2 separate regions of the Homo sapiens genome follow, and region 1 is linked to region 2. Evidence: chromatin contacts called from ENCODE Hi-C or POLR2A ChIA-PET data. All regions are on one chromosome and are shown on one strand. Each heading gives the region's core, a stretch centred on a gene start or an enhancer-like site at or near the end of the contact. The rest is flanking DNA. Distances are from core to core; before and after follow the strand shown.

The links. Hi-C counts contacts between places; a loop is a spot of excess contacts on that map. ChIA-PET counts read pairs that join two places held with the same protein, here RNA polymerase II (POLR2A). Pooled maps may share reads with other maps.
Region 1: a loop to region 2 is called in a map of OCI-LY7, with 9 times the contacts of the local background. The contact joins two enhancer-like sites. A Hi-C loop is called at or near these places in 6 of 168 maps with a recorded cell type or tissue (B cell, GM12878, OCI-LY7 and 3 more), 33 of 37 single-sample maps with no recorded cell type and 13 of 50 pooled maps. POLR2A ChIA-PET finds 5 or more read pairs at or near these places in 6 of 52 experiments (A673, GM12878, HEK293T and 3 more).

What each region holds. Positions count from the first base shown.
Region 1 is chr6:156,686,918-156,691,849 of GRCh38, forward strand. No RefSeq gene overlaps it. Among named protein-coding and RNA genes, the nearest start is that of ARID1B, 88 kb to the right of the region's middle. RefSeq lists enhancers at 1-18, 19-945 and a silencer at 299-608. Within about 2 kb of position 1,899, at least 8 of the 41 ENCODE cell types and tissues checked have a DNase peak (open chromatin) inside an H3K27ac peak, as active enhancers do; they include B cell and OCI-LY7, where a contact is called at or near this core.
Region 2 is chr6:156,632,633-156,637,963 of GRCh38, forward strand. No RefSeq gene overlaps it. Among named protein-coding and RNA genes, the nearest start is that of ARID1B, 140 kb to the right of the region's middle. Within about 2 kb of position 4,064, at least 3 of the 41 ENCODE cell types and tissues checked have a DNase peak (open chromatin) inside an H3K27ac peak, as active enhancers do; they include B cell and OCI-LY7, where a contact is called at or near this core.

The sequences.
Region 1 (4,932 bases), core at 649-3,148, 52 kb after region 2:
GCAAGGGGCGGGGGTAGAACATGAGAACAAAAGAGACCTATCTTTTTCCTCAGGGCTGACGTCAGTTTGATTTTACTGACAACTATTCGAGCGTGTGTAGCAGTTGGAAGCGGCCCCACGACCGCCCCACCTCCCACCTTCCACTTTTGGGAGAAAACAAGACTTTTAGCGGCTCCGGAGACGCGCCCTGAAAATGGCCCGCTCGGGCTCTGCGCTTGCTGCCCTCCTGCCTGCTCGGCAAAGGGCATTCGAGGCTTATTTGTGTGGCACGATCTTTACTGGGGCGGAAAACACGCGGCGGGGGAGGAGCGGGCACAGACGCAGCCGGGCGGGGAGAGCCAGGAATGTTCCTCCCGGCGTGGGGAGAGGAGAGGACACGGGCAGAGAAAATAGTCCCCGCCCGGCGCGGGGCGCGCGGGGTCCGGGTCCCGGGCGGCTCCGGGTGGCGCGGCGGCGCGAGGGTTCCGGCCGCGCGGAGTCGGGGCGCAGGGAGCCTCAGACGCCGCGGGCGCGCGTGCGCGGTGCGGCCCCCACGCCCCGGCCGCGGCGGCCTCGGCGGCGCCAGCCTCCGGCTCGGCGAGCGCGGCGGCGGGCGGGCCGCAAAACCTGGGCCGGAGCCGGGCGCGGAGCGGGCGGCGCCGCGGAGTTTGGGCGGCAGCGCGGCCCGGCGAGGAGCTGGAGAAGCCGGCGGCAGGGGGACGCGCACGCCGAAGAAAAGCCCCTCTCCCGCGTCCCTCACTCGCTCCTGGAGGCCGAAGAGCGGGGCTCGCGATGCCGGTGCAAGATTCCCAATCAGGCCTGGGAGGAAATGGATGCAATTAGGGCACACCCCCGTCCCGCAGTTGCCAGGAGCCTGAAGATCTATGACCGACTTAAGCCATTTCTGGAAAAGTCATATTTTCCAGGCTTTCGTGAAATACTCATTGCTCCTATTCTAAATCTGGAGGCGAATGTGCATCTATTTCAGGGGGAATGAAAGATGTGAAAAGTAGACTGGGCTCCGGGAAATGTGGGTAATGGGACTGGACCTGCGCCTGGGGTCCGCCCACCCGTCATCTCCCGGGAGCCCCCCGACGTGTGCCATTAAGCATAAGGCGCGTTAAGCGCTGCCACAAAGTCCCGAAAAGGCGAATTAAAAAGGATCACTTCTCCCTCAGGATCTTGATTTTTACTAAGGGAAAACGTGCGTTAAAGAAAAGCCAGCGAGCGCTGGCGTGGCCCTGTCATTATCTTGGCGTCTCTGCTGACCTCCATTTCAGCCTGGACTACACTGGGTTCCAGTTCTGTTTTCCTATTTCCCCGGACTCCTAGAGGGTGGATACCAAGGCTGATTGTTGTCTGTTCTGCCCCAGCCCTCCAGGGTACACCATAGGTGCTCAGTAGATGACTCCTGAGTATATATTGGAGGTGATAGTAAAATGCTACCAAGCACAGAGGAAAGAACAGTTAAAGGGTCAGACGGTGCTTTGTGAAAGGCCAGGCATTTGAGCTGGATTCTGAAGACCAACTCTAGATGACAGTAAAGGCCACTCCAGGTTGAGGGAACAACATGAGCAAAGCAGGGAACCTACAATGAGTAGGAAAGTGATGAATCTGCATAGGGGGTTACTCAGGGGGCATAGAAAAGGAAGCCAGGAAGCCACTGAATACCTTGCCACACAGGTAACAGCCAGGAAAAGCACAAAACATGCTGTTCAGTGGTTCTGGAATATGGGCATGCAAATATATAATAAAATAAGCAATGTGGATATACAAAAACAAAAGTAAAAAGAAAAACAGGACAGTTTATTGGGGAATTTCAGAAAAAGTACATGAAACAAAAAAGAAATGTCAAGGAAAATCCCTGGCCTGAAACTCCCAGAACAAAACATTTAATACCATTTGTGGGGGCTCTTTATGAAAGAGGGAGAAAGAAAAGAGGTAACAAAGAGGAACTAGTGTTTTGATTAAAGATCTTTGACCATAACAATGCGAAAGCATAAGGTCTCTTATCATAAGAGACCTGTGTCTTATCCTGTATCATAAGACACAGGAGATTTTAGACATCACTGTTAAGAAAGAGCTGGAACTCAGAATTAACAAGAGAAGAGGGAGAGATTAAACAGAAGATAAATGTGGATCATCAAGGAATTTTAAATTGTAGCACAGTCACTCAATAGAGTATTATGCAGTCATTAAAACTGCAGTGTATTTATTGGAAGGATGTTCACAACCTATTGTTATGTGAAGAAACAAGTTACAGATGAGCAGATCTGGAGGGACATACTTAAAATGTTAGCAGCGGCTCTCTCTTGATGTTTTGATTGTTAGTGATTTTTCGCTTTCTCCTTCATGCCTGTATTACCTGAATTTTTACAATGAGCAATTAATAAAACAATAAATGAACACAAGATTAAGCAAAGTTTTAATCTTGTGAAAATGTATGTGAGTTTTCTGTTGTGAAACTGAAATGATGTCTGTGGCATTGGAAATCCTCAAGGCAAAGAAGGAAAGAAGAGAGCCTCCCGAGTCATACTAATCAGAGGCCTGCACACGTGCTATTTGGTACTCTCTGTACCATCTGGCTCAAGCTACTTCAAGACCTGTCTGGGCCTCAGCAACCTGATCTCGAAATGAAGGGAATATTAGCATCTACCTAACAAGTGGCTATGAAGACCAGAAATGATATCTGTAAAACGCTTAGTGCTCAGACCCCACGAGGCGCCCAGGGCTCCGTGAGTGGAAGCTCTCATAGGAGCAAAGAGCATAGGCTTTAGAAAATGCCTTTCTTCTGGGATCCTTCCTTTACCACTGTGGTGGTCATTAGAGCTGTCTGCAAAAATTCCTCCTCTCCCTTTGAGATAATAAGAGTGTACTTCCTTGGCCCTCTGAAGTTACAGGTACCATGTGACAGCCTCTGGCCAACAAAATAAACAGAAGTAACATGTGCCAGCATTGAGCACTTTGCGGTCTTCTCCTTTTCCACTTGCATGACAACCAGCAGTGTCCTGGTAGTGTCTGCCGAGGTCCTAGATTGAGGAAGAAGCCTCCAGAGACCTTGGTAGACATTTAGCAGGAGGGAGGAATAAATCTTTGATATTGTAAGCCACTAAGATTTGGGAGCTCTTTGTTATCAAAGCTCAGTTTAAGTCACCCTGACTGACACAGCTACTTACTAGTTTCGTGACCTTGAGAAAGTGACCTACCTGCTCCAGTTTGCCATCTATTCCCCTGAAAATCTAGGTGTTAGCATTCCTACTCCATAGGGTTGGAGGGCAAAATGAGCTCCATATCCAAAGTGCTTGGCACATCCTGGCACCTGTTAAGTATACATGGAATGACAGGAACTGTTACCATTTAACACGCTGGCTTCTCTCCCCATCTCTTAAATGGGAGCAGGTGTCAATGCCGAGGGGATCATCTGATGCTTCCATCTTGTCTTCCTACCATTGGATTTGCTTTATGGCAGCCATATGAATGGAGATATTCCTTTGAATAAGAGATGGCAGTGGCAATGTAGGTAAGAAAACTCATTCAGACATTATTTACCATGTCCTTTTCATCCTTGGAAGAAATTCCAAATGTTCATGTCCTAGCAGCTAGAGTCAGCAGCCACATGACCAGTAGGACAGGTCTCTACCACGATGGCCAAGGGAATCCTCTGGAGAACTAAGAACACCAGAAGGTTCCAGTGACCCTCAGGGTCACACAGAGAACATGAATAAGATTTAGAGAGATGGCTATAAGGATGGTGACCACCAGTTTCTTCTAGAATAAACCAGTTTTCTTATCCTCTCTGGGTCATAAAAATGCAAGTGGTATTGAATGTGTGTGTGTGTGTGTGTGTGTGTGTGTGTGTGTGTGAATGACAGTTGTGTGGCAGGTTGTTCTGATGCTCTGTGGACTCCCCTGCTTGGGGAGTGGAGAGCATGTGGCCATTTAAAAAAAAATCTGGTTTTCAGGGCATAGGAAAGCTTTGTATCCATTACTACCTAATCAGGAAGGCTTGCAATTCTGACGGCAAATGAACAGTCCTCTGAGGGTGCTTGGGCATGAGGACAGACACCTCAGAGAATCCAGGAGTGCAATGCATGGCTCCTCTCCCCAGTGGGGCTCAGCAGGGGGTATTGTCACACCTTCCCAATTTGGAGAGGGATATAAGCCCAAGGAAATTCTCAGGCAATGCACAATGGAGTCTCTGTTACCTGGATTTCAGTTACTAAAGCCTCATGTGAAGTGAAGCACTGAGAAAACCTCTCCACTACCTCTGAGAAAGAGTAGCATGCAACAGTGAGTAATGAGGAACCATAGCTTTACATTTCAGGGCACTTTCTAGTTAACCAAGTGTCTTCACACGCATTGACTCATTTCATCCTGACAATGAAAGGATCAGTCACATAACAGAGAAGTTTTGCCCCACTGTGCCTCTACTTGACTCGCTGGAAATCGTTAGTCTTTCTAGACTTTTAAGCCCTCCACCACTACAGAAGACAGCGGAAAAGCAGAGGAAAGACAGGGAGTTAGTTCAGGGACTTGGCAGCCCCTCTCAAATGAAGATCATTAAGCAGTGGGCACATAATTTGACTATGACATGGGCATTCGACTTGTGTTTCTGTCACAACCAACACACAGCTGCCTCCCCCTTTCTAGATCCATTGCACGGATCCATGCTTGGAGAGCCACACCCCTGGATTGCTCCTGCCCCAGCTCTGCACACACCCACCCATCCTCTACATTGCAGCCCGACTCATCTTCCTAAGCACCATTCTCATCGTGGCAGTGCTCATGAAACGCTTTCTAGTGCCTAAGTACAAGCTCCTAGGCCCATCGTTGATGGACCCCTGAAGACTGGTCCCACCCTACCAATTCCTACTTTAGTCAAAAGTGCATTTCCAAGTTGCTTCCACCCTGGCTGGAATGTCCTTCCTTCTCTCTGCCACAAATCAAAATTCT
Region 2 (5,331 bases), core at 2,814-5,313:
TATACTTAGAATATATATATTTTTTTCTTTTTTCCTCTTTGAGAGACAGACACTCATCGCCTAACATGCAGTAAGGGTTCAATCATTGCCTCCATCCTTATTTTTTCATTACTGTGACCTCCTTTTTTGAAATCAGAACAACGGATTTTTCATCAGAGGGTCTTGAAAATTCATGATCTATGTGCATAGCTACTACCACACCTCCGACTTCCACTCCAGAACACTCACTCTAACCTCAGCTCTCTCACCTTGTAAGGGCTCAGGCTTGTAGCCAGAGGTACTTAATAAATCTTTGTTGATGATAAGCCAATATGTTTCATATCATGGCAGCTTTAAATGGCCCTGCCTCACTTAAATAAGGGCCAGAAGCACGGAAAACAACCACCAGAGTTCTGGCACCCTCTCTGGATTCCATCCGGACCACCTCTGAGGCACAAATTATTCCCTGGGCAAATCTCACACCCATCTTCATCCCAGGTGGTTCTCTGAGCGTTCTCTGGGGAAGGCGCCTCAGTTCCTGATGCACAGTCAGGGTCTGCTTGCCTTTGTGGTCCATGTTAAACCCACCTTTCCAGTGCAATCTCCAGCCTCTCCCCTTGCTCATGGTTCTGGCGTTTGTCCCCTGCTCTCTCACCCAGCAGCCATGGAGGAGACCTACCCCTCCTATTTCCCCAATATAGGGGAGAAGAACCAGACACTCAGGCACTTCAGGACAACGTCAGGTGTGGTGCAACCAAATAATGCCAAAGAATGCTTTCCAGAAAGATTGGATGCAAGAGTGGCCCAAATGGGCTAGAACGCGGACGATCTGAACTGGTCATCTGCAGGTGGACACAGGGCTGGGCTCGGAGCATGAAACCAAGTCCCGGGATGGCCGAATGAGGACTTGGCACACAGGGCCAAGAGTCCAAAGATGAACCAAAACCAGGAAGCTGTTGGAGCTGTCAAATCTTCTGCCAAAGATCCAGACCCAGCCCAAACTCAAAGGGCTGCTCTTGGTCAGGGGAGAACAAGTGATCCGAGGGAGTCGAGTAGGCACTCGGGTGGTGTCAGCGGGGCTGAGTCCTGCAGATGCTGGGGACAGGACGGAGAAGCACAAGGCTGTCATTTTAGAAGCACCGAGGACAGTGCAGGGCCAGGTCCTCTCAGAGGCTCCTGCAGATGAAGAAAAGGGTTGGTTCAGAGCCAAAGGCAGAGCTGAAGCCACAACTTCCAGGTTTAAGTGCTGACTCGGGATGGGTGCTGGAACATGCACCAGGCAAGCCATTCTATAATGTGTATCTGCATGTCTGCAGGTTGCATGGTTGTCACTGAGGAGCTCTCTCCGACTGGGGCCCAGCCTGTACCCTGGCAGATGGAGCAAGGTCCAGGGGAAGGCCCTGAAGCCTAGGAGCACTGGGATTTCTCTGTGGGCCCCTCCTCTGCCAGAGCAGCCATCTTTACCAAAGGGAGAGAACACGGAGGGCTGGTGGGAAACCAGGGAGAGTTTATGGGCTCACCAGCTGTCTGAGCAGCAGGCAAGCAAGTCTGTCTAAGCTACAGGACTTCAGAGGCAGCCCATACTCCAGACTTCCCAGACCTCTCCTAGAGGATGTGGGCAGGCAGGAAACATATCAGCAGCTTGGTAAGACACCAAACACAATCAGAGGGGAAGGAGGAAGTGGGTAACGCCCAAGCACACATAGGCTTGATGGTAGAGGTGGCCATAAAACTCACTGAGGAGACCCATTCTTATTTCCCCCTAAGGCCATCTTACCATCCCCAGGCAAGAACGGTGCTAAACAATGGCTTCCAAGTGCCCATTCCGGAGGCAGACCATCATTGCCATGAGGCAGACCATCACTGCCATTAGCCCACGCTTGCGCACTGCATCCTCTCTGCTCACAAGGGGTAAAAACACAGGAACTCCTGCTTAATGCTGGTTTTTCATTTGGCTCTTTATTCTTATCTGTTCTTGATTCAATGACCATTTGCAGTTAGATTTTTTACCTAAATGGATGATGGTCACCATTTTTTTAGTTACCCCATCTCCAGGGCTTTGACTGCACAAAACTTACATCCAGCTCTTTAGCTAAAGTTAGATTCACCTTGTGTCTTGGCTCTTAAGATTTCAACAAGTTGTCTGGCCTTGCTTGAACTCATAGCTCTGCAAATACAAGGTCTATTGGAAATCTAGAGTTGTCACCTTTTTCCCCTGGGCAATCAACTGTACAATCACAAGGAATGTTCGCGATTGCTATTACTGTAACTCTCGGAACACAGGCACCATAAAACTCTGCTGAATAAAAAGAAGAAAAAGACTCATAACTTAAGAAGCTGCCAGGGTTTAAAGTGTGGCCTTCAGAAGCCCAGGACTGCTGAGCCACTAACGCCTGAAACGCTTGAGTCTGAAAAGAGACATAATGTATATTAGCTTTCTCAGCAAAAGCACTTTAGCCAACTCTGTTTTCATATTCCTCAACTCAGTTCCTTTGAAAATGAAAGTAAAAATAAAGCAATACTCCTTATAATTTCCTCAAGACCTTGGAGTGTGGGTTAAAGAAAATCTGCTGATTCTGCTGACCTCCGCGAAGGTGTCGTGGGGGCGGGGAGGAGTCACTGCATTTGGGTCTCGTGCGGGTCCCTAAGAGCTGGGCTTTGCCTGTGCTTTCGATATTTTCTTTCAAACTTGCCATTTTGCTGCTGCAGCTGGGCTTGTCAGTTTTCAGTACTAATGGGTTGTGATGGGGTGTCAGGGGAAGTCAACAATCAATGCTTGAAAAAAACTGGTGGGGGCCGTTGTGGGGTGGACCATCACTGCTGACATGGCCAGGAACAGAAATACAATGGCCTTCTTTTGTAGAAAAATAGACAAGAAATACTACACTGTGTTTTGCTTTTAAGATTAGTATAGATTTTTATCCTTTGATGACTGGGTTGTCTGCCCTTCCCCCACTGTAAGTTTGGCTATCAAACAACATAGATTCTGGCTTTTAAATAAACCACTGTACAGTATAGTTAACATTACAATTCATGGTGTGAATTGGAGTTGTTTCTTGCAGGAAGATGAATGAAGATGGGGAAATGTCTGCCAAAACAGAGGCATGAAAGAAATGGTGTGAGATGGCCAGGCTCACCTTGTGAATAGGCCTGTTTTAGGAAAAACTCATTTAGACCCCAGTGTTGTGTGACAGTAGAATACCATTACAGTAACGTTCAGCATAATGATGCTAATGGGAAAAGCATCAGTGCCTGGCTGAAGTTTACATCCAGGGCAAGAAATCTCACTGAACATGTTTTTACTAATAATTCAGTAGAACCCTATTGTGACACTGGTATCAGAATGCAAGAACAATATTTGCCTCATGCGTTGTTTTACTCAAGTCATATATCAGGGATTATACGTGGAAAATGATTTGACCCTACTGTAATATAATCTGTGATAGCAAAGCACTTTCAAAACAGGGCTTTACTGTACTTATTGACGTGAATTCTACTCATGCCAAGAATCCCAGAGTGATAATCAAGTAAAATTGTTCTGAGTTAACTTTATATAACACTTGAGTTCCTGAAAAATTTGGGGTGACTCGGAGTAAAACTCAGAATCACATCCTTATCTATCCACTTTGTAAATTCAAATCTACACGTAACAGGTTTTCTTTTTTTTGTCGTTTGTTTTTTTTTTTGAAACGGAGTCTCGCTCTGTCGCCCAGGCTAGAGTGCAGTGACGTAATCTCGGCTCACTGCGAGCTCCACCGCCCGGGTTCACACTTAACAGGTTTTCTTAAAAGAAAGTTCATCTCTATTCATCTTTCTTTATAAAACTGAAAATTTTTGCCTGTAATCCCAGCACTTTGGGAGGCCAAGGCGGGTGGATCACTTGAGGCCAGGAGTTTGAGATCAGCCTGGCCAACATGGCGAAACCACCTCTCTACTAAAAATACAAAAATTAGCCGGGCGTGGTGGCAGGTGCCTGTAATTCTAGCTACTCAGGAGGCTGAGGCATGAGAATCACTTGAACCCAGGAGGCAGAGGTTGCAGTGAGTCAAGATCACGCCACTGTACTCCGGACTGGGTGATAGAGTAAGGCTCTGTCTCAAAAAAAAAGAAAAGAAAAGAAAATTTTTGTTGCAGAAAAAAAATGTGAACACAAAGTGTCTAAAGTTATAGTGAAATAAAAAGCAGCTTTGCTAATCCCATATTCTTGCCTGAACTGTGTTTGTTTCTTTCACCTACTTCACAATCTTACCCAGCCCAATTGTTACTCTCAATTTCATCATTTCTATATTATAAAGATGTTAATAAGCATATAGTAATGTAATGATTGCAGTAAAATAACACAAGTTTATTTTTTTTAAAAAAATCATCCACCAAGAAGATAGGGTGTACTTCTCCTATTTCTCCCACTAATTGCAACTAAAAACCCTAGACATTATATATGTATATAAATCAAACATAAGAAGACTTTGAAAGGTGGATGGAAGGAGGTAGACTGAATGGGGGACTTGGGACTCAAACAATGAGAGTGTTGAGTTCTCTGGGTTTTCTTTCTGTCTCATATAGCCTGGATTTGGAAAGGAAGAAGCTGGCAACACTGAAACCAATAGACGCAGACAAAAATAACACCAGCGAAAGTCTCACTGGCCTTTTTCTTATCTGCAGAAAATTATTGATCTTTGCTGATATGCTTGTTACATGTATATTAAATAGTAATTAACAAGGCCACGTCTCTGCAACGTAGGCTATTTTATAATGCGTGTTGCAAAAATGCCTGCCTGTTCTTGCTGATTGACACAGGAAGACTCCCCTTTCTTCTGGTGTGTGTGGCTCCAGGTCTTGTCTGCAACCTCATTGCTCAGAGCTCTGGTCCCGCGGGTCTCTGTACTCTGAACCTGGTTTCACAAGGGCACGGCTTGAGGAGGGGCTCATTGTGCAGCTTTAGTAGGAAGACAACCTTTCTGTTTGGGATTCAAGCTAAAAATGGATTCCACTGCCACAATTGCACAGCAACATCTATATCTTGCCTGTTAGTGTATTATGATTTAACATCTTCCCGAGTTACAAGAGTTCAGAAGATTACTATTTAGTCATCTTAGGCTTATCATTGTGTAGGCTATAAACGGTCAGAAAATCTTGAATGAACAAATAAATATCTATTGGCACCACAGCTCAAACAGAACTGAAAGTACGTACACATACACACACACACACACACACACACACACACACACACCCCAAACACTGAAAATGCTGAATAAACTATTTTTTAATGCATACTCAAAAGCAAGGAAAGAAAATTCCCTGATGTCAGGAAAAAAGAACAACTCAAAGAAAAAGAGGTGAGTGCAAGCT